Linked DNA regions of Mus musculus: all the other regions are linked to region 4. A link is a loop called in an ENCODE intact Hi-C map of the cell type or tissue named here. Cell type or tissue: heart. All regions are shown on one strand. Links, peaks and the distances in the headings refer to the core of each region. The heading gives the core; the rest is flanking DNA. Region 1 holds the start of Ralgapa2 (Ral GTPase activating protein, alpha subunit 2 (catalytic)). Region 2 holds the start of Kiz (kizuna centrosomal protein). Region 3 overlaps Kiz (kizuna centrosomal protein). Region 4 holds the start of Xrn2 (5'-3' exoribonuclease 2).

The links. A loop is a pair of places that touch in the nucleus more often than their neighbours do. Peaks named below come from ENCODE experiments on the same cell type or tissue, not always from the same donor. Only the 100,000 strongest peaks of a DNase experiment are listed, where the experiment ranks them.
Region 1: a loop joins it to region 4, with 2.2 times the contacts of the local background. A loop is called at or near these places in 5 of 42 quality-filtered maps.
Region 2: a loop joins it to region 4, with 2.9 times the contacts of the local background. A loop is called at or near these places in 6 of 42 quality-filtered maps.
Region 3: a loop joins it to region 4, with 2.5 times the contacts of the local background. A loop is called at or near these places in 2 of 42 quality-filtered maps.

The regions. Positions count from the first base shown.
Region 1 is chr2:146,508,836-146,516,140 of GRCm38, forward strand. Ralgapa2 (Ral GTPase activating protein, alpha subunit 2 (catalytic)) reads right to left here and starts at 3,169. Exons shown (of 41, transcript NM_001033348.3): 1 at 2,959-3,169. The coding sequence starts at 3,064. In heart, for the core only: a CTCF peak has its summit at 3,180; DNase peaks (open chromatin) are centred at 3,406 and 3,886; H3K4me3 peaks cover 1,877 bases; H3K27ac peaks cover 1,686 bases.
Region 2 is chr2:146,851,672-146,858,976 of GRCm38, forward strand. It overlaps Kiz (kizuna centrosomal protein), which reads left to right and starts at 4,209. Exons shown (of 14, transcript NM_001033298.4): 1 at 4,209-4,372. The coding sequence starts at 4,251. In heart, for the core only: CTCF peaks have their summits at 4,086 and 4,290; a DNase peak (open chromatin) is centred at 4,170; H3K4me3 peaks cover 1,576 bases; H3K27ac peaks cover 1,530 bases.
Region 3 is chr2:146,956,019-146,963,323 of GRCm38, forward strand. Kiz (kizuna centrosomal protein) reads left to right here. Exons shown (of 14, transcript NM_001033298.4): 12 at 182-278. Among named protein-coding and RNA genes, the nearest start is that of Xrn2, 53 kb to the right of the region's middle. In heart, for the core only: CTCF peaks have their summits at 3,457 (motif pointing right) and 3,689 (motif pointing right); a DNase peak (open chromatin) is centred at 3,423; H3K4me3 peaks cover 1,302 bases; H3K27me3 peaks cover 215 bases.
Region 4 is chr2:147,009,223-147,016,527 of GRCm38, forward strand. It overlaps Xrn2 (5'-3' exoribonuclease 2), which reads left to right and starts at 3,777. Exons shown (of 30, transcript NM_011917.3): 1 at 3,777-3,974. The coding sequence starts at 3,900. In heart, for the core only: no CTCF peak of the experiment used is centred there; DNase peaks (open chromatin) are centred at 3,789 and 4,289; H3K4me3 peaks cover 2,958 bases; H3K27ac peaks cover 2,512 bases.

The DNA.
Region 1 (7,305 bases), core at 1,137-6,136, 500 kb before region 4:
GACCAGTAGCATCATCCTTATATGTGAAAAAATACCAGCCCTATTTCACTTGAGTGACAAGCAAGAGTTGAAACACATACATAATGTGCAATACTAATTAAATTCATTCCCTTCAGTTGCCTTCACATTGACTTAACTCCTATCTTTCAGTTTAATAATACTTTGTCTTTTTTAAAGGTAATAACCAGATAAAATATTTGATGCTGTGGGAATTAATACTTTAATGCACTAGTTTTCTTTAAAGTCGTCAAACTACTATTGTAAAGCAAAAGTTTACACCAAATATTACGGCTAGAACTCCTCAATTTTTAAAAAATTAAATTTAATTTTTTTAACTTATCCACTTTACTTCCTGTTCACTGCCCCCCTCTCAATCATCCCTACCACAATCCTTCTCCCTCCCCCTCCCCCGACTCCCTCACCCCTCTCCCCTCCCCTTCTCTTCTGAGCAGGTGGGAACCCCTGTGGGTATCCTCCCAACCCTGGCACATCAAGTCTCTACAAGGCTAGGCACTTCTCCCACTGAGGTCAGACAAGGCACCCCAGCTAGAAGAACATATCCCACATACAGGCAACAGCTTTTGGAATACTGTTCCAGTTGTTCAGGACTCACATGAAGGTCAAGCTGCACATCTGCTACATATGAGCAGGGAGGCCTAGGTCTAGACCATGTATATAGAATTCCTCAATTTTATTTTTATTTTTTTGAAAAAAAAAAGAGCCCCTAAAGTTAAAGATCACAGTAGGACATAAAGGAAACTTGGCCACCATCAACAACAAAAGTATTCCTAATGAAATATGGAAGAACTCTACACCGCAAACAGTATTTTAAACAGATTTTTTTTTCACATACAAAGATGATTCAGGCTGCAGACATGGCTCAGAGGTTAAGAGCACCTGCTGCTCTTATACAGAATTTGGTTCCCAGTAGTCCCTCAGAGCAATTCACAATCACCTTTAATTCCAGCCCCAGGGGATCTGTCTACTGGCCTCTATGGTAACTATACTCACTAGCACAAAGCCCACCACACACACACACACACACACACACACACACACACATTAAAAAGATAAAATCATAAAGAGATGCCATTGGCCAGGTTCACAGCCTATCCCTGCCACTTGCACCTGGAAGGAGCCACACACCTTAGGGGAGAAATTAAGGATACTCAGACCTGAAAGTATCCATTTTCTCTGGACGGTAACAAAGACAGTGTATCTCTAAGAAACCACTCTGGTCTAGGTTTTCTGTCTTTATAAAATGTAGCCAACTTAATCTTGGCCTTCTTGGTCAGAACAAAGGTTTAAATTCTTCAGCACAGAAAAAGTTCCAAAGTATCAAATGCCTTAAAATACTGTTCAGTTCTCCTTTATCAAGAATGCCCCTGCAGCAGGAACTAATCAGATACTAAGGACCCAACACAAAGCACTTGTGTGCCTAGACATTTCACTACAGGAAGGAGAAAGTTCAACTTACCAAGAACATCACATTTTGCTTTCAGAAGTCCAGAAACTAATCCTTCTAACAGTAACTGATTTACATTCATTATAAACTGAACACATTAAGTGTAATATCTGGGGATCTGAGATAGTAACTTCAGTTGTCAAAATCTGGTGGGTTTTGAGGGGGAAGGGAGTAGGTTTTGAGGCAACAGTCATGGTTTTGAGTTTTGCATTTGGTTGGTTCATTGGTTGGCTGATTGGCTGGCCAATCCCCCACTCAGAAATAGTTTACACAATATAAATAGAAATAATTAGCAACTCTTAATCTCATTAACAAGAATGCTTAAAATTCTCACCTATAAAATGAATTCTTTTGTGCCCTATTTTCTCAAGTGGCAGATGGTCTAAAATTTTAAAAACACTGGGTTTTTAATTTTTTATTATTGTTTCAACAGTATACATATGTAGAAGAAACCTGTCTTTTCCTTGGCCCCCAAATACAGATAAGTCTGTCCAGACAGACAGAAGATAGAACTAATGCATAGCCTAGCCAAGCTACACATCACCAGCATCAGATAACCTGTGGACACTTCACACCCACAGGGGAGAGCTTTCAAGCCATCACAAGTCAATTCCAGGCCCACTTGGGCTCTGCAGAACCTCCACCCTGCAGGCCATGAATAGGGAAGGCAAAAGGGAGTAATGGTTGTCACTCTGATGATAAGGGAGAAGCTGCCTCCCTGGACCCAAAGAAAGCCTAGCTTCCTCTGATCAGAGCCCCCTTCACACCAAAGACCCAAGGAAACAGCTATCAGCCGGACCCTTCCATCCTCCCTCCCCCAACCCCCAAAAAATGTAAATTTAAAAGAGAGAAGGGCAGGAGAGAAGAAATGACATCTAATCTGTCCTGGGGTCAGCTGAAATCAATCCTACCTAAAGTCTTACACTCAAACATAGTAACATTTTAAAAGGAGAGTGAGTGAGAGATGGTAGTTCAACGAAGTCTGTGATGGGACCACATGAGCTATTGGTCTAACCCAAGTTGTCAAGAATTTAAATTTTTAGAATGGGAGAGGGAGAGGGAGGTGGCAGAGAGGAGGTGGCAGAGAGGTAGGGCTGCGTGTGCGTGTGTGTGTGTGTGTGTGTGTGTGTGTGTGTGTGTGTGTGTGTGTGTTCAAGCCCGCCCCACTTGTGCTTGGTTTATTTCCTGGAGAGGACAGCTTATAGTCACCTCTGTGCCTGCTCTCAGGCACAGAGGTTACCCGAGGCTAGGCACCCAAAAGAGAATCCTGGCTAAGTTTACACTTGGGACGACAGAGCAGCGCCCAGGGCCAACGTACAGCCTTCAGGAACAATGCCTCAAGGGTCCCGATCTAGGCTAGCAAAGGTCGGCTGCGCACCATTCCCAGCTCTCTACATCACTCGGACCTGAGACCCCATCAGGCCCACGCCGCGGGTGGGACCCGGCCCTCCCGGCAGGTGGCTCTGACCCACAGCCCACGCCCCACGCCTCACCCAGCAGCGCCCGCAGGTGCTTCAGGCGGGTCAGCACGTCCTTCTTGGGGTCCAGCACCTTCTGCGTGGACTTTTTCACATCTCCGTGGCTCCTTCGGGAGAACATCCCGCCGCGGTAAGCCTGGGCCCCGCCGGCGGGGCAGGAGGCGCCTGCGCCGCACGAGTCACTGCATAGGGTCGCGACGGGCGCGTGTCGCTCCGGCCACAAGCCGCCCCCCTCCCGGCCGCCTCGCCGCCTCAGCCTCAGCGGAGGCTCCAGGAAGGAGGGGCGGGCCGAACGGTCAGGGGCGGGGCAGGAAGGCGGTGTCGATGCGAAACCCTCGGCCCCGCCCCACGGGTGCCTCTGGTCCGCCCTCCGGCGCGACGCACGCGCACATCCCGGACTGTTCACGCACTAGGAGCCTGAGGCTAGGAACCTCGCGGGGACGCGCGCCCAGCTTCGAGTCTGCGCAGTGACCTCCAATCAGATTGCGGTGTTTTCCATATGACCAGGACCGCGAGCTCCCGCCCCTATATGGGCCGCAAGTGCTCCCGGGAACTGTAGTCCCCACAAGACGAAGCGCAGCGACCTGCTTTCCAGAGTGCTAGATGCCACCCTTGAAACTCACACTCCCTCCCCTCTACTGCCTGGCCTGCGTACCTACCCCTCCCAACCCCCCACTCTCTCACAGACACACACAAAGTAAGAAAAGCTGTAGGACTTTTAAATTTTGAAAACTATTTCTAGATTTTTTTTTTTTTTTTTTACTTCTGGATTCACACTAAGGAGCAAGACAAAGCACGTGTGGCCATGTCAAAATCTGATCTCTAATTTCACACTAAAGTAAATAAATGGCTTTGGTAGCAGAGAAGAGTGGGCCTGTTGTCCAGTGAGGTCCACTCAGTCCCCAAGGCATCTGGAACCCAATCTCAAGTGCAGAGGTCAGTCTTGCCTCTTGCTTTGCGGATAGAGCTCCTGGGTTATGCAAGGCCTCATAGCAATCCAATAACAGAACCAGAAATAGAACCTGAAGGACCTGACTCTCGGGCCAACATGCTTTTTAAGGCCAGATGCCTATTCACTGAAGCAAGACTTTAAGACAGAAGATGCTCAAATGATTTCTTACCAGAAAACTGACTATATAATTGTTTATTATCATCTGGATCCCCAAGGTTTGATATTTTGGCTTTATTAGCAAGTACCTAAAGAGGCACCTTAGAATCACATGTTTTTCATCCAAATAGGCATAATCCAAGAGTCTTTTTCTCTAGTGGAGGAAAGTGCTAGAAATGTACACACCCTTGTATTAAGCTTGGTATTTGATCTCTACAGGCACTCAATAAACTCATTAAGTTAAAAAAAAAAAAAGATGATAAAGCAGCCCTACACATTTCAACTCAGCATGCAAAAACTTCTCCGTTCTGGTAAATTCTATTTTTAGAGTTATCAAAATAGCATGGCTACGACTAAGATATACCCAAAGGAACAGTATTTAGCCAAAAAAACAAAACAAAACAAAACAAAACAGACTACAGACAGATCACCTAACAGCAGAAATCTCACAGACCTAGAGATGTAATCTCCATGCCTAGGATGATGGGAGAGCTGTTGCGCCTCCTGCATCCCCAGATGACATCATAGATGAAGGCCATAATCTCCCCAATTCTGTTGTAAGGGAGAGAAGTGATGCTGTCTCTAACATTACGGCAAGAGTATTTGTCACCATCAGTTTATCCTGTGCCCTGTTTCAGATTTTAAAACACATGTTCACTGTTCCATTCCTTTGAACAAGGACATCTTTTCTTACACTGATTGAAAAAGTAAAATGAATTTATCCCACTGAAATCAATTTTTCTCTTGCAATGTGAGCTCTCATTATTAGCAAACATCTAGTAAAGACCTATGGTGTAAAAACAAGATCCTAAGCCCAGGAAATAACAGATATTACAAGAAGCAGTTCTCTCACTGCCAGAGCTTCCAATCCAACTGAGGAGGAAAAACTAGACAAATATATGCATTTCTGTATGCTAAATATATGGCAGTGTTAGAAACTGGATAGACAAAAACCAGGCATCTATGCATGTAAGTTCATCTCATCTATCATACTTACAGAGTGAAGACATAAGACTGCAACACCCACCTCCCTTTTTAAAAGAATCACGTATTAGTGTTTTGATGCTTATTTACCCAGGACACCTCCCAGTTTTGTTTTGTTGGGGTTTTTTGATTGTTGCTGTTCTCTCAAAAAATCCTCTTGTTGGTCTTCTAACCCCTTGAGGAAATTATTCACCCTGAAGTTACTTACTTCTTCCTTGGGCTTTAGAGTGTCAAGTACTTTTCAGACACTCCATTGCCGCCTTAATCAATAAATAACAAACATGAAATTCAAAGTTTAAAACTTGGGGCTGGAGAGATGCCTCAGTGCTTAGGAGTTCTGGCTGTTCGACTACAGGAGCCAGGTTCAATTTCCAGCACTTCCATGGTGGCTCACAACCATCTATAACTCTAGTCTCAGAGGTCAGATGCCCTTTCCAGCCTCTGAGGACAGATGTGCACACAGGGCACAGACATACACCCATACACATAAAATAAAGATCAGTATGTGGGGCCAGAGAATTGGCTCGGTAGTTAAGAGCACTTGCTGCTCCTCCAGAGGATCCAAATTCTGTTCCCAGCACCTATGTAGGTGGCTCAAAATCACCTGTAACTCCAGCTCTAGGGTGTGTGACATTCTCTTCTGACCTCTGCAGCCATCAGCACATACCTAGCACAGACTTACACAATCACAAAATGTAAAAAAAAAAATTAAAATCTAAAAAAGAAAAATTTAGCTTGTAACAGACAAAGTAATGCTACTCTGAAATAACACTTAGAAAGAAAGAAAGAAAAAAAAAAAAAGACAGGATGTTACCAGTAGTTAGAGGAGGTGCTGTCTGCCTTGGGTGTTTCCAGGTTCTTGGCCTCTTATTCAACAATGAAATAAAAGCCTACACAAATTGCAAAGTAGAGAGGAAACTTTATTTAAAGCAAAGCAATAGAAAAAAGATGAGAATGCACAGTAGGGAGCAGCAGGCAGCATGTGTGAAAATACTCAAAGGTCCTAATTAGTGCTTGGAGCAGTAATTTGGGGCGGGGGCAAAAAAAGAAGAAGAGAATGAGTTATTTAGTAATTAAGGGGTACTTCTCCATCATGGTTAATAGATATGAATTATGCTAGCTTTGCTCCATAAAGTGTCTTATTTTAATCATATCCATGCCCAGTTATGCATAAGCATAAAATGGTAAATAGAAAATCCATAGGTGCACACAGTGTTGTCTTACTGAGCATGAACCCAAACTTGCTTGGGCTAGATCATTCTTTCTATTCTGATAGAGATGAATCTGTCTATGTTTGATGGTCATTAAAGAGAGGAGAAACAGTATCCCACTGTTCAGAGAGGGGTGTGTATGCAGCAGCAAATGGAAAGGTCCTTGGTTGCTAGCAAGTTGCCAGGTACATTGTTAGGAGTGAAGTGTGTGTGCATTGTTCATCGAGGTAACAGTCTCAGACTGCCAAGTACACTATTATTAGACTAGGGCTGTGGAAAAAAAAAAACAATTAAAATCCAGTACTACTAAACTACTTCCTATGCTTGCCTGATTCAGGGACAGTGCTTGCCTAGCATGTATAAAGTTCTGCGCTCTTTTCTAATATGTCAAAGTGGACATGGAATCACATGCCTATAATCCACCATCCTATAGGGAAGTAAAGGCAAAAGAAGAAGGAAGAAGAAGAAGAAGAAGAAGAAGAAGAAGAAGAAGAAGAAGAAGAAGAAGAAGAGGAGGAGGAGGAGGAGGAGGAGGAGGAGGAGGAGGAGGAGGAGGAGGAGGAGGAGGAGGAGGAGGAGGAGGAGGAGGAGGAGAGGGAGGAGGAGGAGGAAGATAAACAACTGGAAGTTCAAGGTCATTGTCTTAGTCAGGGTTTCTATTCCTGCACACACAACATGACCAAGAACAAGTTGAGGAAAGGGTGTATTCAGCTTACACTTCCACATTGCAGTTCATCACCAAAGGAAGTCAGGACTGGAACTCAAGCAGGTCAGGAAGCAGGAGCTGATGCAGAGGCCATGGAAGGATGTTGCTTACTTGAATGCTTCCCCTGGCTTGCTCATCTTGCTTTCTTATAGAACTGAGGACTACCAGCCCAGGGATGGCACCACCCACAAGGGGCCCTTCCCCCTTGATCACTAATTGAGAAAATGCCCTACAGCTGGATCTCATGGAGGCATTTCCTCAACTGAAGCTCCTTTCTCCGTGATAACTCCAGCTTGTGTCAACTTGACACACAAAACCAGCCAGTACAGTCATCTTCAGCTACAAAGAAAATT
Region 2 (7,305 bases), core at 1,158-6,157, 160 kb before region 4:
GATGATTCAAAGACTTAGTTGTAGGTGGACAAGGATGTCGAGACACAGTGAGTCCGTCTCATTAAGGAATGCCTCTAACAGTTCATTCTTCTGCTACTACCCTTGTAGTGTATTTTGGCTCTTATTTGGCTTTCTGGTAGCTCAAGTATCCTAGACACTCTTTTAGTAGTTGTAGGTTTTTCTGATTTGAAACAAAACAAGAACATTTATTTATTGACATTTTCATTTATTTACTTACTAATGTTGCCAGAATTGAAACCAGGACTTCAAACATGAATTCTCTGTCCTTTTATTGGCCCACCGATATCTTACTGTCTCAGTGTCTCTGAGCAATTCCATACCTTTCCATATTAGTCCAGGTTTACAGAGAAACAGAACAACCAGGCAATACTTGGGGAATAGGGTGGAAACTGGCTTGCCAGACTACAGGAGATAGCAGTCTTATTTCCTAAGTCCTTTGAGTAGATCTGACACATCTAGATACAGAGATGCTGTGACTTAGATATGATTTCAATGTACTCCCCCAAGTGTTCATGTTCTGGGAGCTAAGTCTTCATCATGGTCTTGGTCTTGAAATGGTAACATGTTTCCCAGTTGACACTCAATGCAGAGTAATTACATTGCCTCTGTAGGTGCTTCTTTCAGATTGACAGCTCTTGTGGGACCTCAGGCTGTTCTCCTTGGAGTATGATGCTGTTAAAATTGCCTGAACCCTGAAACTACTAAAACTTTCTGGCTTCCTGTGTCACCATGTGATCTCTGTCATAGCTGCTTCACCATTCTAATGTCATCTGCTATTAGGCCCTCGCTGAGACCCAAGCAAGGGGTCATTTGACCTTGGTCTTATGGCCTTCCAAAATATAAGCTAATAAACCCTTTTCATTTATAAAGTTCCAAGCCTCATACACTTTGTTATAGCATAGAAAATAAACCAACAGAGGCCATCTGCTTTACTCAAACTCTTCTTATTTAAACATTAAACACATCTAAGAAAACTGTTGGGATCCAGGCGTCATCCCCCAAACCACACAAATGCTGACCTGAGTCAGATGGGTATGGTTTATTGAATGCATGTGGTAATACTGATTGATCAGGATCATACATCAGAATTCAGGGGTGGAGTCATGGCATTGAGTGCCTTTTTATGTCAGCTTATAAAGGAAAAACAAAAACACAAAAACCATAATGATCTCATATGCAGGTGCAAAAGTGTTGTGCGGTGGTCAGCTTTGACTCGAGCCATTTTAAACATAACATTTCATATTGTCCTTTGATTTGATGGATCCTACAGAAAGCTTTGTGGAATACCTAACATGCACAAGGCTCAATTTAATTTTTTTTAAAGAACATGATTTTTTTAAAAGGTAAAATTTTAATCTCAACATATTCTCAAAAGCCATGCCCTTACTTAGATTAGAATAGTCTGGGGGTTGGGGTTGGGGCCTGGTCATCTACAGGCCTTGAAGGACTTACCAAAGTACTGTAGTAAAACTTTAGTTAGATATGTATAGGTTGCTTTTCTCACTGCTGTGATCAAATGCTAACAGAAGCACCTTAAGGTGGATTCGTTCTGGTTTGTGGGTTAAGAGGGAACAGTCTGCCATGGTAGGAAAGGGATGTCAGAGTTCACTATAGCAAACGTGTGTAGCTGAAACTCCTCACATCTGGGTAGACACAGGAAACAAGGAACAGGGAATTCTGACGCTCTCTTGTTGACTCGGTCTCTATTCCACCTGGACCTTACAGCCCCTGGGATGCTGCAGGCTACATTCAGGATGGATCTTTGTCTTCCTTTAAATCTCTCTGGAAATACCCTCAACCAAGGCATGAGTCTCCTAGGTGATTCCAAATCCAATGAAGCAGATGATGATTAGGCATCACACTACAGGCTGTAAATTAACCTCAGTACACTAGCACTACATCAGTGTGATAGAATGAGTTGACAGAGTAACTAAAAGCCATATCAGTGCTAACCTTACAACTGGGCAAGAGGGTCCTGCACTAGATCTGCATATTACAGGCCTGCTCTTGTCCCTTCCTGACCACTTAATGTGAGGTCGAGTGGATGCCCATGGCAGTTCACACACAACTCCTAGAACACAGTCCCAGGTACCCAGAATCCAGGCATTTCCAACTCAGAGGGTCCCAGACTGCTCTCCAGAGTCTTCAAAGATCTCTTTCCTGGGCCGTTCTTATAAGGAACCATCACTAGTATTTAGCTTTAGGCCAAAAGGAGGCTGAGACAAACATATGGATACAGATGGGATTGGTCGAATGGGGAGAAGGCCGGGCACATGGATCCCTACTGTGAGTGAGGTGTGTCTCATCATGCAACCCTGAAATTAGGGAATTATTAATTTAATTAGGGTGGAAAATTAGGGGGTGGATTAGGAAAGAATCAGAGAACTAAATTCCACATATTTAGGAACATGGACTGTATTTCCATGTTCTTAAAAAGGTATATTGGTCAAGGCAGGAGCAGAGACCCTATTTTGCTTATAGCCCATTATGCTGATTTATGACATTTTAATTCAATGAAGCGCACACGTGTGCATGTTTGTGTGTGTGTGTGTGTGTGTATGCATGTGTGTTAGAGTGTACAAGTAGAGGTTAGAGAACAACTCTTGGGAATCAAATCAAACTCAGATTGCCATACCTGCAAAGAAAGCATGTTTCATTTGCTGGGCCATCGTCTGGTCCACATGTTTTTGTTTTTAAGCCAAGGTCGGTCAGGCCCGCCTGGAATTAGAGATCCTCCTGCCTGTCCCCTTGAGTCCTGAGATTACATGGATATATTCTACCTTTCAGCATTTAGGCAGACAGTATGAGGAAGGAAGGATAGGCAAAATCATAATTTAGGGTTGCTGACTTGACCATTTCGTTGCTTCCCCTAATGCCAGTATGGTACTATAAGTCAGAGCGCAATGGACATGTGCAGTGTATAGTGAGCATGTTATAGTGGGACAAGACACGGACACATGCCGTCAGAAGCAGCTTAGATTTATTATGCCTTGATTTTTCAATTGAGTTTTGGTCATTACACATTCAGGAACGGTTTACTGTTGCTGAACTTTTTGACACACAGCTCCCTATCCCTAACCCATTCAGATATGGTGCAATCCCCATGGAGTCCTGACACACTATTAAAGAAATGTTGGTGTCAGGGATGCTTTGCATGAAAATAAAACTACCGACTTGAGAAAAGAGACATAAAATTAAAAGTCTAGGATAAGGAACCACATTGACTACAAGTACGTGTGTACATTTTTTTTTTTTTAATTTCCTATTCCAAGTGGGTTTTAGAATCCAGTTGTCTTTCTTCAGGAAGCCTTTTGCCATGTTGATGGAGGCAAGAATAAAGACTGATTCTGTTCTGGGCCTTTATAACCAGTAGTTCCTCTGAACTGATCTAAGGTTAAGTTAGTCTTGCTGTAATAGTCTGCCCAATTCACTCTGGGGCACCTAGGCTTTTTGTATGGTCACAGCTGAGTTGTGGGACATAGGGTTTATGCCAATGTAGTCTGGCTGGGGGCCTTGTTGGAGAATTGACTGCAGAAGTAAACGGTTTGATTCACAAGGACCTAGTTAGAAACCAAATCTTTCTCCCCTGAAAGGGCTGATGGCAACCTGAGCATTGAAAAACATTCCAGCGTGGGATGGCATATTTGGTTTCTTTGTTTGTTTGTTTTATTTTGTTTGGGGGTGGGGTTTGGTGTTTTGAGACTAGGTTTCTCTGTGTTGTCTTTGTTGTCCTGGAACTCACTCTGTAAATTAGACTGGCCTCGAACTCAGAATTCCTACTGCCTCTGCCCGTAGTGCTGAGATCAAGGGCATATTTGCGGTTCTTAAATTTTGTTTTCTTCTAGCTTTTTGTTTTGCTTTCTAAGTGCTGGTATCAAAACAATCTTGTCACAGGGTCTCTCACTGCAAATTCTAGGAAGGTAAATAAGAAACTGCATCTGATAAAATGAATGCGTGTAGGACGGATTCTGTAGGGGAAGAGAAACACAGCGGTAGCAGAGAGAACGTGACACAGCTCCCTTGTCTTCTCCCTGTACCACCAGGGCTGCTCCACCCTTGCCAGTCTCTCTGTCTTCGCCCCTCCCGGACCCACACCGCGGCTAACCCCGCCTCCTCGGCGCCCCGCCCTTCGCCCCGCCCTCTTCAGGCCGCTAGGCGCCTTGTTTACCCGCGGTGCATGTTGGGGCGGTCTCCTTGGGCAACGCTGGCCCGCCAGCTGCCCTGTGGCAATGCCGCGAGGGCGCGGTGGCGGTGGTGGTGGCCTGCGCCAGGCCTCCGCCACCTCTGCGCCCTTGGCGAGCCCCAGCTACTACGAAAGGGTGGGCCAGCTCCAGCAGGCTCTGCGGGACAGGTACGGCCGCGGGACGGGGCAGGGAGTCAGCGGCGCCACTGAGAGCATCGGGGTACGGTGTCCGGCCCACTTCCCGCCAGTGGTTCACTAGTGTTGGAACTCGCCTGCGACCCCCAACTAGCCCCAGAAGGGGTTAGGAGCACAACTTTACCACGGATGCCCCTTGTTTGAAAGCGCAGAGAGACTGTAATCTCTCATGACAACCAAAGCCAGGTCCCTCAGCCTGCGGATGCGGCCGGAAGTGAGAGTGGGAGTTTTTTTGCCTGCCAGTCTTGATCAAACCTTGTGAATTTCTTTAGTCCTCTCTAGTCCTACATGCCCCCTCCTCACTCTCTCTTCAAGTTGTCATCCTACTTTGACAGCCGCACTGCATCAAAGATGACAGGTCCAGGAACGCAGGCTGGAATGGTGTGTGTGTGTGTGTGTGTGTGTGTGTGTGTGTGTGTGTGTGTGTGTGTGTGTGTGTGTTTGCGCGCGCGCTGTAGTCTTTTAGAAGTGTCTGGGGCTGACTAAATTTCTAGTAAAAGGATGAAATTTTCAACGGGTTCAGCTTCGAGGGTTGGGATTGCCTTTGATTAAGACATGAAAGATGAGAACCATTGGAAAAAGCTAGATCTAAGAATGCATAAATAGAAAAAAGTACAAAGCAATTGACTATAAATAACCACATGGAAAGATAAGTTGTTGGAACACTTATTTAGCTGCCAAATTAATTGGACTTAGAAATCTCATTAGTTGACAAGAAAGGAAATAGATTTTTGGATCTTTTGATAAACAAAACATTTAGTGGGTGTTAAAGTTACAGAATCATTCAGAAGGAACAGGAGGGCTGTAACAATTCTAAGATCATAACAGTAATTGCAGGTGAGGTAAAGTAAGTGATTTTTCAAAGGAATTGCATCTTACACTAGACTTAATTTTTGCCAATTACTTGTTAAGTAACTCCCACGGGCCCTAACTCTTCTTTCCGTGTTTTATCTTCTTTCTACATCCGTTTTTTTTTTTTTTTTTTCCTTCTGACACAGTCCTGCTCACCTACTCTAGGGATCTCTTAATCTCCCACTTAAGAAAAAAAAAATTAACCATTTAGGCGTATGTTGGTGGTGGTCTATGCTGAAGAGACAGAAATAGGAGGACCACAGGTTCAAGGCCAGCCTGGGATACAAGCCAGCCAGGGCAGCATAGTGAGAACCTATCTCCAACACACACACACACACACACACACACACACACACACACACACACACCTTTATTTTTCCTACAGAGCTTTTCTTTTCTCAATACTTTCTAATGTTTGCACCTTCAGTGTGCTTAGTGAGATCTCAGAGAGAATACAATAGAGAGAGAGAGAATGTGTGTGTGTGCATGCACAAGCACGTGTGCACATGCGAGCTCAAGTGTGCCTACATTGAGAATTTTAGGTGAGAAGCAACACCTTTTGCTCACTGTGTAGTACAATGGTGGAGGAGGTGTTTTTGTAAAATGTTTGAATTTATGGGTTAAATCCAAAAGTCAATTAGCCAGCGTCTAGGTGTTACAAATGCCTTATGTGGAATGCCATCACCTCATTGTCACTGAATAATGATCTTTTTTCCAGTTACCCAAGGTGGTGGTATTAGATCTCTGCATATATATATGTGTACACATATATATATGCATCAGCTAATTTAAAAGCAAGAACTTTAGTTTTAGTGCCTTTATCTCATTGTCTGTTGTAGTTCAAGAGTGGTATAGTTACCTTTGGCCTTTACTTATTTGTGTTTTGTAGGCAAAGATCTGCTCTTAAAATGTGACTGATTTAAATGACATTCTTTTTGAACTAGGTTAGTGGTAAGTTATTTTTGCCTCCTATGCTGGAAGCACCTGGTTCTTTATGGTCCTTATGGCACAATAACTGTAATGATTATCCACTTTATGTTTAGCACTTTTTGCTTTAATTAGGAAGCAAGGTAAGGTTGTTGAAGTTACATAAGAAACTGGAGTCAGATTTTATGGCCTGTTCATGGTCCTGCATTTGAAGATTTGTTTTATTTTTAAGTCAGTGTAAATCTATTGCTCTGTGTGATCATTTTTCATTTTAAGAATCTGTAAGTGACTCTAATTAATGCATGCTACACACAAGATAGAAGCAAATAACTCTAGAGAGGGAGCTATAGTAAATGAGTAGGAACATGAGTTCTGCCCATGACAAGTCATGAGACTTCACCAAGGGTCACACACACACACACACACACACACACACACACACACACACTAAATGTAATAACATTTTAAAAATTAAAGCCAGTCTCATCATAGGGACCACTATTTCCTGAAAGTCCATGTTCATCTTCAATATTGTGAATTTCACAGCAGTTGGAAATGCTTTTATCACTTTGGAAACTTTGGGGAATCAGGAGATTAACAGCAACAACAAGTACAGTTCAGCCTTCTTGGCCCTTTTAGAGGCAGTCATTGAAATGTTAGCTGATCTGATAACTGAGCTTGTTCATCGAAACTGTTGTATTTTAAACTCCAGTCATTTTCCTGTGTATTCCCACATAGGTGTAATTTTATAGCTTGAATGTTTTTCTATGTGTGTGTAGTGCTTTCTCTCCATTGTTGTGAAAGTCCGTAATTGAATCTGAAAGAGTCTAATGGAGTGACATGTTGCAGTGTGTATAGTGCCCACAAGTGTGGTAGAAACATATAAGTGCAGCTGATACTTAACAACTACTGTATATAAAAACATCCTTTGAAAGGTCCATTAACCAGCCCCAGTTATTTTCAATGGTGATACCGATTCAGGGCAACATATCATAATGGTTCAGAATTGACGCTGAGATATTAGCTGAGTACAGTTGAGGGTGATGGAAAACCGTGGTATTGAGACACAAATTGACTAAGTTCCTTAAAATGTAGAAAATTCAGCTTTGTAAGAACAGGCCAGCTGT
Region 3 (7,305 bases), core at 1,011-6,010, 54 kb before region 4:
ATTCCCCGTTTCTTTTCAGTGTTCTATGAGTAGTTTGTCTCTGGGCCTAGAAGCCCCAACACCTTCTGTGGCATGAACAGGATCTTCCTCTTGAGTTTCCAGAATTTCTGGGAGACTGTGTGTGCATGTGTCTCAGACTGTGGTGGCTAACTCTCACTCCCCTTGGCTGTGGTTGTCACAGGTCTGGATATTGGTGGCAGCATGTTCACAACAAAGACAGCCCACAAAATCGCCTCGGAAGCTAGTTTTTCATCTAGTGAAGGAAGTCCTTTGTCAAGGTAAAGTCGTGAAACCCTTTCTGAATAGCAGTAACAAGATGAGAAATGTCACTACGCAATGAGTTCAGCCCTGGCTGTGTGTTATTTTGTGTGTGACTTGATGGAGGGTTATGGTTTGGGTTTTTTGTTTATATAAAATAACAGCCGAAACTTTAGTCTACCTTTGAAAATATTTGCCCCAGAGCCAAGTATTGTTTTGCAGCTGTTGTTTCCTCGGTTTAAGACTCAATTGACACCTCAGTGAACCACAAATTAGCGTCTACAGCTGCTCGCAGTAGGACTGCTTAGAGACCACACAAAGGAGGCTGTCAGGAAAAGGGCAGGGAGAAGACATCAGGCCTTAAGAGAAATAAAGTGGCATGTTTCTTCTTTCTGAGACAATTGATAGACGACCGACTGGCAATTGCTCTGTATTATTTTTTATGTATGGATTTTTTTTTTAAGCAAGTCTTCCAGCCACATTACTCACTCCTTTCTTATGTGTCCTTGCTTACTCCCCTTAAAGGACAGAATGTATCTTTTCACACTTGCTAAAATGTAACACTTTTTGCAAGTTTTGTGAGCTATAATAAGTTCTGTGCTGAATTTGCCATCAGCATCGATAGTGATCATGCGGTGACTTCAAGTCACTTAGGAAACATTCATAATGTGAAGCTAAACAATTGCCTGATGCAGCGCCTACTCTTTTACTTTGGACTAAATACTATTTCAAACAGCCTGGCAGGTCTCCTTTGCAGTAGCATTGCTCGTTAAAAAAAGTGTCCTTTAGATGACTGCATACCTTTGAATTTACTACTTGACCCTGCTAAAATGTTAAAACATGACCTTTACATCGCTTCTGCCTTGTGTAATGTCCAAATAACAAAATGATCTAATCCAGAAATGTCATATTAAAAGGAAATGAAAATGGGGGAAAAAAATCTGTTCATTTGTATTTTACAGAAGCATGGCAGTATTTTAGGACCTGGGCTACTTGGATGGGTTAAGTTTCTCAAAACTTGATGAGTATCCAAAATGCGTTCTTGTTTATAAGAAATTACCTTTAATACCAGGTTTTTGTTTGTATTTTTGAGAAAGTAGGAACTTACTGGGTTTGGGAGAGTGTTGAATACTATATCGGTGGGTTATACAATAAATTCAAGTTGTGTGTCTTTTAAGAGGATTTTTAAAGGTCAGTAAATTCTACAGATAGTTTCCAGTTTTAATGTTACCATTTGGCTTAAAAAATGTATCCCTTTAGTTTTTAAGACTGTCAGAAGTATTTGTCCCCATTATGTTTTAAAAACATTAAAACAAGTCCCCATCCCACACACTGAGACAGGGTTTCTCTGTATAGCCCTGACTGTCCTGGAACTCAGTCTGTAGACCAGGCTGGCCTCAAATTCACAGAGATCCGTATTAAAGGCAAGCACCACTAGTGCCTAGCATTAAGACAAGTTCTTTATGTAGGTCCTTTGAGAAGTTCTTAAACACACTTAGAAAATAATAGGATCAGATAGGACACTTTCTCAGCCTGGTCATTTATACCTGGCCCCAGTTCGACAGAGGAAAAATAGAAATTGTTTTTCTACAAATTAAAGTATGGAGCCTCTTGTTATTATATTTCTGTATGAAATTAATTTTCAAATAAATCATAAGTAATCTCATCAGGCCCCTTTAAGAAAAAGAAACCCACTAAAAGGTCTTCCAGGAACCCTCAGTTCTGGACACTTGATAGTAATCTAGCATGAAAGGCTTTGAACGGTGAGTGTGGCTTGGTGTGCTGTTCTGCACAGTTTGGTTCTTGTGCTGGGTCTCTTATTGTTAATACCCCACCCTGGGCTTTGGAGAGCTCAGGTTTTGCTGTTTGTGCCTGGCTTTGCTGAAATTTCTTAGAGGCTTACATTTAAGGATCCCACTTACTGCAGTCACTCCTTGTGCTTTATTGCTTTTACAAGTGGTCTCGAAACCCAGTACTTGAGAATAAACATAACAGTGCTACGCTGCTGTAGCACTTTTAAAAATTCTTCTTTGCTCTGTTTTGTCAGTGAGCTGATGAGCAATCTCAAAAAAAAAAAAAAAAAAAAAAAAGACCCTGTTGGACCTTTAAAAAAAATGGCTTCCTCTGATGTCCTAGAGACAATAATTATGATGTGCTAGTTAAGCCCAAACTACAGCTGAGGGATTTTACTTTAAAGCAGGGGCTTGGGCGCAAAAATGCATTTATAGCTCTTTGTCTGCACCTCATTATGTGTGGGCCTGATTCATTAAGTAATTGGTTTGCAGTTGTTTACATGAGTATTAAGGCCTTCTTTTCAGCCGCCTTTGAGAGATACATTGTGTAAATGTTGCCTGTGATGAATGCAGAATGAGGGCCAGAGGGTCCCTCCTATTGGCTAAACAGTGCACTCTGTTGAAAAGCCAGAGAAAGGGATTGGGTGCTGCTTTGCATAGCAATGACTTTCTTAATAAGCGTTACAGATTAATACACACAAGCTATAAAAGATGCAAAGAGATACTCTTAGCACATTTATACATGCTCATTTCATTGTGACGGTGGCGGCGTCCCCGCGCTTTTAGATTCCGTTTTGCAGAGCAGAGGCTTCAGTGTGTGAGCCGTAATAGAATCCGATGTTTATTGTATTATAAATCACGGGCAAGTAGGCCGATCGGCAACAGTTTATTATTAAAGATTCTTTCAGTGTAAATCTTTTTCTACCATTGTATTTGCTTCAGTAAAATCATTTTGTGGTTGAGTGGGGATGAAAGGCATGATGTACGAAGGAGTGAGTCCTAATAGGAAGCTGTTCTCCGAGTAAAGACCACTTGTTCCCTTTTGTTCCGGGGTGCATGCCAGAGCTTCCTCTCCTCTGCAAACATTGTCTCTCTTTACCTTCCCCAGGAAGCGGCTTCACTCTCCAGGATCCATTTATTCAATGGAGAGTGTATCCTCACAGCTCCCTTGTAAGTTCAGCTTACGGGTTCCCTTGTAACTCCGGCCTTCTGGTTGAATCAAGATAAGATTTTTGCTGAAAGAAAAGAGTGTGTGCTTGCAGCATAATTGCCTAGGGGAAAGGTACTAAAAGTCACCGGACCACCCGCACCCCTTAACAGGGCCACCGTGGGTGGCATTTCTTGCCAGCCCTGCAGCCATGGGATCGGCCAGCGGAGGGCGCCAGCGTGCAGCTGATAATCAGTTGGTGGCCGCAGCTTTTCTTTCTTGTCTGGTCATTTATTTTCCCTGGAGCGGTATAAAGATACTTAGATACTAATTGTCCATTGAAGTAAAAACGAAAATTTTCTGGCAGTCCTTCATGTACCTTTATAAAGTGCACATCTCCATCTCCAGCTTAGGAAATCTGCATTGACCTTACAGTTAAGAAAAGTCACTTTATTTGACGGGAAGAAGTAAACTAGCTGGCCCAAGGACAGCAAAAATTACAGCACGTGCTGTAGGAGCTCCAACTGGCCATCAGGGGGCGCTCAGACTTTGTCAATTTAAACAGCCTCGGACTTTGGCGACCTTTAAAATTTAAGATTGGTATTTGTGGAGATTTGTTGGTATGGTTATTATTTATACTTTCGTTTCTTTCTGGATTACTTTTTCTCCTACATTTTTCCCAGAAAAAAATGTCTATTTTTGAAGGAAAGAAAATCCAGCCAAAGATGCTATTTGAAAAATTTTAATACTGATTACAAATCCACAGAAATTTTTGTGGTTCACAGCCAAGATAATACATCTTCTCATAGGTGGACTTGCCTCTCTTTTCATGTGTGTGTGTGTGTGTGTGTCGGTGTGTGTGTGTGTCGGTGTGTGTGTGTGTCTGTGTGTGTGTGTGTGTCTGTGTGTGTGTGTGTCTGTGTGTGTGTGTGTCTGTGTGTGTGTGTGTGTGTCTGTGTGTGTGTCTGTGTGTGTGTCTGTGTGTGTGTGCGTCTGTGTGTGTGTGTGTGTGTGTCTGTGTGTGAGTGTGTGTGTGTGTGTGTGTCTGTGTGTGTGTGTGTCTGTGTGTGTGTGTCTGTGTGTGTGTGTGTCTGTGTGTGTGTGTGTGTGTCTGTGTGTGTGTGTGTGTCTCTGTGTGTGTGTGTCTGTGTGTGTGTGTGTGTGTCTGTGTGTGTGTGTGTCTGTGTGTGTGTGTGTGTGTGTGTCTGTGTGTGTGTGAGTGTGTCTGTGTGTGTGTGTGTAGGCCAGAGGTTAATGCTGGATGTTCTTCTTGATAGCTCTATACCGTATTTTTCAATACAAGTTCTCTCAGTGTACTTGAAGCTCATCCATTTGCCTAGATGCAGCCACTGAGTTCCAAGAAGCTGCCTGATTCCATCCCACCCTGACCCCAGCACTAGAGTTACAGACACACATCCAGTTTTGACATGGGCACTGGGGATCCAAACTCGGGTCTTCATGTTTCACAGTAGGCATGTACTGACAGAGCCATATCAGTGGCCCTCCAGTCTTACAATTAGGCCCTAGAACAGGATGATGCGTCCCACTGAGGGCCATTTCTTAATTGTCCTCAACGTCACAAGTTGTATTCTTGGCAGGATCCTCAGAGTTAATTGCCAAATTCGAGTGGACCCCAAATCCAGTAATTCAGGTGTGTTTGTTAGTGGGATGTGGATTCCCCCCCCCCCCGGTATAAGGGAGGGAATGGCAGTCAGTATGTTGCTAACATTACCATAGTCCCCAAGTCTTCTAGTCTCTAAATTTGTCCACCTTTCAGGACCAGAAGTGAGTACCAAGCCCCATCCCAACTCTTCTGCTGTTGCTGTCTTGAGAAGGCTTATTGCATGCACCCCCTCCAGATAGAACAGCCACATTCTAGTGCTCTTGCTGGCCTGCTATGTAGACTTAAAGGGTGTCCTTCATGGTACCAGGTCAGATGCCATGCCCTAATGCAACATGCTATTCCATGCCTTTGGCCTTTCTGTTGTTTGGCTGGGATACACCTACTCAAATGCTTCCTGGGCAGAGGGTGGCTGTGCCATATACCATTCTAGTGGCCCCATGGTCCCATTTCTGTCACCACCTAGCTAGGTATAGGAGCTTGTTTCCCCTCCCCATGTGAGCTTCTCATTGGTCTGGCAGGTTTATCAGCAGAGCTGGGTAACTGCTGGACTTTCTGAGAGTGCTCAGCAGTTCACTCAAGCCTTCTTCGTGATGCAAAGCCACTTGCAAAGTGCCTCACCTCTGTCTGGTTCACCTTCCTGGCCTGTGGGACAATGTGTATTCTATCCAGTTATCTACAAGTGGTATGTGTAGGAGAGGCGTATGCATTTTCAAATGGAAATCTTAGCTCACTTCAAATTAGATTGCCTTCCCAAACTGTTCCAAAGCCATCTGCAGTCACAGTTTCAAGGAACAGGAAGGAGGTGGGCGTGCTTACAGGAAGCCTTCATGGGGTCTTTCCTGGCTCTGTCCTGTATGCTGAGGAGACTTGTCTTGGTCTTGACCTTCATGAGGATGTGGAGGCTCTTGGCATATGTCAGGGACCTGAAACAGCATTCCCAGCTGTGCCCTCCTTCGGGTGCCCTTGTCTTCAGTGAGTACTTTTGAAGGCAGAACTGGAGTGTGTTCTACTTTTTTTTTTTCTTACAAAGTGCCAAGTTTCCTGTGGTATTTTCATTTACACTTAGTTTGCTGGTTAGTTTTTGTCAACTTGATACAAACTAGAGTCACTTGGAAGAAGGAATCTCAATTGGAAAACACCCACATCAGATTGGCCTGTGAGGCATTTTCTTGATTGATGATTAATATGGGAGGGCCCAACCCAACACATTGTAGGCAATCCTGAGCCTGGTCCCAGGATGTAAAAGAAAGCAGGCTGAGTAAGCCTCGGAGAGCAAGGCCTGTAAGAAATGTAAGTAGTAAGAAGTGTTTCTCTCCATGGCCTCTGCTGCAGTTCCTGCCTCCAGGTTTCTGTCTTGAGTTTATTTTTAGGCCCCGAAATCTTATAGCTGTAGCTGTTAATCTATGTGTCTGTTCATTACCATGTTGTTCTTGTTGATCTGTAAGATACCTTGAAATTAGGTATGATAATGCCTCTAAACCAATGCCTCTAAACCTCCCCCCACCCCCAGGATTGTTTTGGCTATCAGAAGTCTCTTGTGCTTTCAAATAAGTTTTAAGATTGGTTTTTCTATTTCCATAGAAAACAGCACGAGAATTTTGATAAGGATTGCACTGAATCTGTGGATTTTGGCAAAATAGCAAGTTTCATAATATTGACCCCACTGATCCATGAGCATTGAAACTTTTTCCATCTTCTGATATCTTCTTCAATTTCTCTAAAGTATTTTAAAGTTTTCCTTAGAAAGGTCTTTAACTTCCTTGCCTAGGTTTATCCCAAGGTTATATATGGTTGGAGGGCAATTGTGAATGGGATTGCTTCCCCCATTTCTCAATATGCTTGTTAGTGATATATAGGAGGAGCTGCTGATTTTTATAAATTAACTTTGTATCCTGCCACTTTGCTGAAAGTGCTTATCAGTTCTAAGAGTTTTCTGGTGGAGTTAGTAGGGTCTCTTTTTTATAGAATCTGCAAGCACAGATAATTTGACTTTTTCTTTTCCTATTTGGTTCTCTGGTGTTTCTGCTCTAGCTTAGACCTTCAGTACATTTAGTAGACGTGGAGAAAGAAGACTGCCTTGTCTTTCTTTTGATCTCACTGGAACTGCTTTAACGTTTCCCTGTGTACTGAAACAGTGTTGGCTGTAGGTTGTGAGTGTTTTTGTTTTTGTTTTGATGTCTTACTGAATTTGGTTTGCAAGCGTTGTGTAGTGAACTTTTTCGCCTATGACCGGGGAGATTGGTTTGTCATTTGTCTTGTTTTTGTACCTTTATTGACACAGGAAAATCCTGGCATTACAGAAGGACTTTGGAAATGCTCCTTTCCTGTTTTATGGAATAGTTTAAGAAGCATTGGTATTAGTTCTCCTTTGAAAGTCGGGTAAAATTCACCAGTGAATCCATCCAGGCCTGGACTAGTAAATCAGACCTTTTTTTAATGCATTTATTGTATTTGTGTATGATGTTTGCTTGCATATATATGTG
Region 4 (7,305 bases), core at 1,508-6,507:
CCTATGCATTTCCAACACAAACACTTATCACCTCTCCTGTTCTTGAGCTGTTCATTGACCACACTTGTGATTCCAGACCACAATGATGCAACACCCCAGACTCAGTCTCTTCTCTAATGTTTACAAGACAAATTCAAGCTTGAATATTAAAAGACTTCATAGGACACACTGGGTTATAAGAAAGTGTTATAAGGTTTAGTCCATACCCTTCTGCCACTGTCTGGGTTCCATCTCTTTATTTTTTTAAAGATTTATTTATTTATTATATGTAAGTACACTGTAGCTGTCTTCAGACACTCAAGAGGGCATCAGATTTCATTACAGATGGTTATGAGCCACCATGTGGTTGCTGGGATTTGAACTTGGGACCTTCAGAAGAGCAGTCGGGCGCTCTTAACCACTGAGCCATTTCGCCAGCCCCCCCATCTTTTTATTTTTTTCTCTACTCTTTTTTCCCCTGAAGGTCAAACATCCAACTTTTAGAGAGATTTATTTTTTATTGTTTTATGCATATGTATGTTTTGCCCATGTATATGTCTGTACACCATGCACATGCCTTGTGCCAGAAAAAGCCCAAAGAGGATCCCTGAAACTAGAATTATGGATGTTTGTGAGCCATGATGTGGGTGTTGGGAACTGAACCCAGGTCCTCTGCAAGAGCAGTTAAGTGCTCTTAACTGCTGAGCACCAAATGTCAAATTTTTCTACCTCTTCTATGTAAATCATTTCACTATGCAAGTAATTGGGCTGAGTACTTCCCTAAATTTTGTAACTGGCTTATTAGGACAAGTCTTTACAATAGACAGGAACTTAGCACAGAATAGCTTAGCGCTGTGCGTGTGTGTGTTGGGGGTGGTGGGAGAGGCTCATGTAATGTACAAACTTATTGTTACTTCTCTAATGCTGTGATAAAATACTATGACCAAAGCGGTTTATAAACGGGTTTATTTGAGCTTACAGTTTCAGAGGAAGAAGAATCCATCACCATGGAGGTTGGGAAGCATGGCAGCAGGCAGGCATGGCAGCTGGCACAGAAAGCTGAGAGCTCCTGCCTTAAACTGCAAGCAAGAAGCAGAGAGAGCAGACGCGGAATGTTGTGTGGCTTTTGAAACTCTCAAAGCCCACTTCCTGTAACACACTCACTCCAACAAGGTCACACCTCCTACTTCTCCAAAAATGGCCACCAACTGGGGACCAAGCATTCAAATGCCTGAGACTATGGGGGGCATCTCATACAAACCACACCTATCAATCACATTACAAGAAGAGAGATTTTTTAGCCCCAAATCCCCTGGAACCAGACTTAGACCTGTTGTTGGATGATAGGCTTTTTTCTTTCCCTCAGTGATGCAGTTATGGGCCAGATTAGACCACATGCAAAGTAGTTAAAGGCAGGCTTATTAGGAGGCAGCTCTCAGGTGGGTTCACTGGTCTCATAGGTGGAGGTCAGTGAAGTCAAACAGCTAGGCTAGAAGCAGGGGCATTTCTGAGTCTTGGGCTCAGGGTGTGAACTAGGAGCTGGGATTGTGTCTACATATGGTCAAAAACTGAGTCTCTGGGCAGGCACTCTTGGGTGCGTTGTGGGAAACATGGAGACAAGGCATGGTGACCTGTTAGCTGGGAGTTCTTTCCAAGTAGGTGGGGGAATTTTTTCTGAGTGGCAGGGGCTAGAGGTGGGGAAGGAGGGCAAATAGGGTTTCCCAGCTTGTGCAGAGGGATGACCAGGGGTTCCAGCCTAACACTGTAGACTAGCATGTTCCTGTATATTTCCTTTGTTTTTTGACCCAGGCTACTCTCCTGCCTCTTCAGCCGTTTTAGTGCTAGGATTACTGGTGTGTGGCCTCTTTGCCAGACTAGGAAGTTTCGGTGCTTATCATTTTATGCAGCTTTGCCTTCTTTTTACATTTCAAAGTTCAAAACCACTTGTGATGGACTCTGGGGGAGGGGCTCAATGTAGCAAGCTGCCTGCTCCTATCCAACTGCCTATGAATTTGTGTTCATATAAGAACATAGCACAGCCGGGCGTGGTGGCGCACGCCTTTAATCCCAGCACTCGGGAGGCAGAGGCAGGCGGATTTCTGGAGTTCGAGGCCAGCCTGGTCTACAAAGTGAGCTCCAGGACAGCCAGGGCTATACAGAGAAACCCTGTCTCGAAAAACCAAAAAAAAAAAAAAAAAAAAAAAGAACATAGCACATCCCAGAGGACACAAACTCTTAAGAAGGGGCTATTTCCAAATAATATTCTTAAACACACACACACAAACACATATACGTGTACACACACATATGTGTATATATACACTATTCTAAAACTAAACATAGGCTAGCTACCTCTCTAAGCATTTAAGTTACCTCTACATTAGCATTTAAATGAAGTCATTAAACCATTGAGGAAGGGGCAACCTTTACTGCCTGACAAGCAGCAGAGAAACACTTTAGAGGTCTCTTAAGGTGAGCCTTTGTGATTGTGATTTGTCAGGCCTAGGGGGGATTCAGGGAAGAGACTTTCAAGCTTGAGCAAATGGGCAGATACCTCCCTCCTCTTTCTAGACTTCTTTCATATGCTGCAGGTGGGATGGGGGATATGACAGGGTACATTTGAAGCCACCAGAAAAGAAGGGATACAAATATCATGTTGGTTGAGAACAGAGGATTAAATGACCCTTGGTTAAAGTGAAATACAAGCAGTATGAATAAGCAAGCAATTTAGCTCTTTGATAACCCGTTATCTGTGTTACAAAAACAAAAAACCAAACCCCCCCCAAAAACGGTAGAGCAAGACCACAGGATGGGTGGAGTTGTTACACTGTGCCTGACTCAGGCAAACAATCACTGCCTCAAGGCCAGGCTGTTACTGCCCACATAGAAACAGGCTTCCTCAAAACAAGCCCCTTTTAGCTTTTTACTTTCCTGCCTGCTGCATGCACGTAATCTAATAAACTGCTTTTTCTGTTTGGAGAATATTTTTTACACTGGAGTCACCCAAATGACACGGCCAGCCAGCACAGAAGGCTCAACTGGTGATTAAATAAGAAAATTCTTTAGTTCCTTGCCTAAGCACATCACAGGTACTCAATAAATGCTAGAACGTGATATTAGCAAATTTTGGCTAGACTCTGCAACTGTTTAAAGTGACCTCGTTGGGCTGAGAGATGGCTCAGCAGTAAAGCGTTCATGCTGTTTTTCCAAAGTAGAGTTTGATTGCTGGCAGCCACAGCAGGCTGAATACTGCTGTTTGTAACTCCAGCTCCAGGGGATTTGAAACCTCTGGCCTCCACAGGTACCAGCACTCGTTCACAAAGCCACATGTACATATACACACATTGCGTAACTAAAAATAAATCTTAAACATATTTTTAAAAAGTTGCTTATGCAAAGCAGATTTTAAAAAAAAATTGCAAAACACTTGAGGATGCTTTTTCATAGTTCGGCCAGGCACAGCAGCATAGAAATGAGAGAAACCAGGAAATGGAAACTAGAGTGTAGATGCTTCTATTCAGCTCAAGACTGATTGTGAGAAAGGAAGTAAGATAGGCCACGCCTTTCCAAAGTCTCGGCCACACAAGGACTTTGCGGCTGCGGGCCTAATGTGGCCGGCGCTCTTGGCTGGATTGCCGGAGAAGGCATCCGCCAGGAGTCGGCTCTCAAAGGCTTTACCAGAGAACGCGGCGAGCCAGGTCTACAGCTCGCCCAGCCGGGCCTCCACTCCGGCAGTCTAAATGAACTTCCACTTAACCGAGCTCCTTTCCCTGCATCCCCCGCGGTGGTGGTATGACGTAACTTCCGGCCGCTGAACGCACGTGGGAGGAAGTGCTGGTGCCCGCGGCTGCCGCTCCTGCTAGTCTCGTTGGTTACACTCTCCCGCTGGCCCGGCTGCTGTTTCGAGCTGCCCGCTGGTCATGGGAGTCCCGGCGTTCTTCCGCTGGCTCAGCCGCAAGTACCCGTCCATCATTGTCAACTGCGTGGAGGAGAAGGTGAGGAGGCGGCCAGTACGCCGGAGTGGGGACCCGGCGTGGCAGGTCTAGGCCGAGGCCCTCGGGGATGGGCGCCCGCCCCAAGCTGCCTCACGGGCCGCTTCGCGGGTTCGCGGTTCCGGAGGCGGTCTGGGCGGAGCGAGGGCGAGTAGGGGGCTTTGGGGGCTTGGGCGGCTCCTCCCCCGCCTGCGAAGCGGGGCACCCCAGGCTCCGCCCACGGCTTTGTTCCCTCCGCGCCGCTCACTGAGCTCCAAAGGGCGCCCAGGCTAGTCAGCCCCCCTAGCGCGGGCAGCAAGGTTGGCAGGGTAGGGACCGCTGGTTGGTCCACTGTCTTGAGCCCGGAGTTCCCGTTGGCTGGATCGCTTGTTTTCCACCCGAGCCTGGCCATTTGTTGCAGTTAAGCGTGCGCGGGCAGCAGCTAGTTACGAAGGACTAGGCTAGGGGAGCGCTCTTTCTCCCTGGCGGGCTTTGCTGTACGAATGCCGGGCAGCTCGCTGTGTTTCACTTCCTGCCTCCGTTAGTTTGCTAGTTTACAGGCAGACTTTTAAGTCGTTCCGATTCGTGAGTGTTGCTTTTGTCGTTCGCGTAATTCTGTCGAGTTCGACTTTGTACTCTAAGTTAGAATTTCTGGATTGGAAAAGTTCCGGGCACATGTGTCCCCTCCCACTTTCGGCTTTAGAACCGCCTCTCTCCAAGAACCTATTTCTCCCGCTGAAGTTATTTACTTTCTCACTTCCTGTCTTAGAAGAAACCAAAAGCTTTGTTTTGGTGACAATCCTAGTATATTTTTGTGTTCTCCAAAGACAAATTGCTAAGCTGAACCATTATTTCTTTATAAACATTGTGTTCTCCTGGGGGGGGGGGGTCTTCCAAAGGGAGAGCCACTTTTTCGTAACAGACACTTTGAACTGTTTTGGTTGTGTCTCTTAATATGGTTAAGTTTGATTTATCGGTTTTAGGTCTATCTAATTTTGGGTAGAAGAGGAATTAGCTATTTATTCACCACCACCCCAGTTTTTCTAATGCTAATCCATAAATCTGACGGTAAAATTTGTAATTTAACGGAGAACTCGTTTAAACGTATATCGGGCCAAGGCGTGGCACATACTTTTACTCCCAGCACTTGGGAGAGAGGTAGGCTTGAGTTTTGGAGGTCAGCCAGATATACACAGAGTTCAAAGCAAACCAAGGCTTACGTAATGAGACCCTCTTGCAAAACAAACAAAAATTCTATCGCCTATACAAAGTATCATTTCTATTTCTAAGATTGATGTTATTTCCCCGCACCCCCCCCCCCAGCTGTTTAACTTTTTGGTTCCCCTGTACATTTTAGTTCTCATTCAAGATTGTCAAACCTTTGACCATACAAGCTTCGATAGAAGCAGTGTTGTTGGCTGTTTTTAATTGTGATTGTAGTTTAGGCTGTTTATCTTTTATTCGCGCTAGCTCCTCCCTTACCCCCTCCCTTTCACCCCTAGTTGGGTACACTTTATACCTTTCCCCATCCAAATTCTTTTATCAGGCATTCCGTCAAGTCCTTTTTTTTTTTTTTTTTTTTTTTTTTTGGTCCATTGCGCCTCTTTTTTTTATTAGGTATTTTCCTCATTTACATTTCCAATGCTATCCCAAAAGTCCCCCATACCCTCCTCCCCACTCCCCTACCCACCCACTCCCACTTTTTGGCCCTGGCGTTCCCCTGTACTGGGGCCATTGCGCCTCTTTTAAGTATTAATTTTTTAATTTTTTAAGTAGGATCTCCCTACTTAGCCACAAACTCCAGACCCTCAGACACAGGCAAGCTGGGATTGCCTGTATACTGCCACTCCCAGCCTGGAGTTGTCTTTATGTCTGTTTTCTTCACAGCACTTTTTTCAGTATGCTTCCTGGAAAGGTGCTTCTTGAGAATTACTCTTTGCTAAATAGCTCATCTTTCTTGGCTTAAATCTATCCTTGGTTTTTACGTTTGAATTGACTTTTTAGAAAATGCCACTGTGTGATCTGAGTTTTCTGTCATTGTAGGTCCCAAAATTTATTTTCTCCATGAGTATGAGTCCAAGCTGGAAAACCATTTCCCATGAAGATGTTGGAAACACTCTTTCCAGCTGTTATTGTTGATGAAAAGTCACATATTTTCTTTTAAGACAAGGTCTCACTGTGTTGCTCTGGTTGGCCTCAAATTTGACTGTCTCTAATTTCCCAAGTGCTGGGATTAAAGGTGCTGGCCCCTAGGCCTGCCAGTTTTGTGACATTTATTTAGCCAGGTTTTTGGTAGCATTTGCCATGTATCAGACCCTGTTCTGGGCACTGTATTGATATTATGGTGTTAGGTACTTATTTCGGAAAAGAAAGTTGTTTTTCAAGCTTTTGAAAATTTTCAATATTTTTGATAACCTATTCAGCTAACGTCAGTACCAGTGTGAAAACTGGGAAGGTCATGTGCCTAACTTATGACCCTCCCCTTTTATTGTTCAGAATTGATCAGTTTTTTGAGTGCTTGTATTAGTTATTTTCAGTGTTTTCATTGTGCCATTTGCACACATTTACATGATATATTTAGATCCCATCCACTCTTCTTTTACATCTTTCTTTTCTAGGTCAACTAACTACCTTTCTACATTGACTTTTTCTGTGTGTGAGCTGGCAGTTAGTGTTATTTAGAAGAATATGGGTGAGAGCGAGCTTTCTTGCTCACACTCTCCCCTTCCCCTTTTTTCTCTTCTATATGGTTTCTCTCCTGGAACTTGCTCTGTAGACCAGGATGGCCTGGTCTCCAATCTCAGAGTTCTACCTGCCCCTACCTACTGAGCTCTAGGACTAAAGGTGTGCACCACCACCTGGTGAAAGTTTTTAAGGATGTACATATGTGCACAGACGCAAGTTCCCAGGACAGGAGTGGAGGGACAGTGACATGCCTTGGCGTGTGTATTGGAGGTCAGAGAACAACTTTGAAGTCAGTTCTTTTTTCTAAGTAAGCACCTGCTGGTTGGCCTCTATGCTACTTATTCTTCCTGGTTCATTGACTTCTATGTTACATAGTTAAATTTTGAGATTAGTTGATATTGGTTCATGTATTAACCATCTCTTTCATTTTTGAAACATTGTCATTTTCTATGCGCAGCTTTAAAAGTTAAAATACATTTATTTGTTGAATATAGTGTGGCTGTACTATATATAATTATATATAATGAATTTCATTATCATATTCTCATGTGCATATGTTGCACACTTTATTCTTTACTCCTTCCCATTGCCTTATTTTGGCAGAAGTCAAAAATCCTCTTGAGACTGTGTCTTACTTTGAATTTTATTGCTGTGAAGAGAGAGCACGATC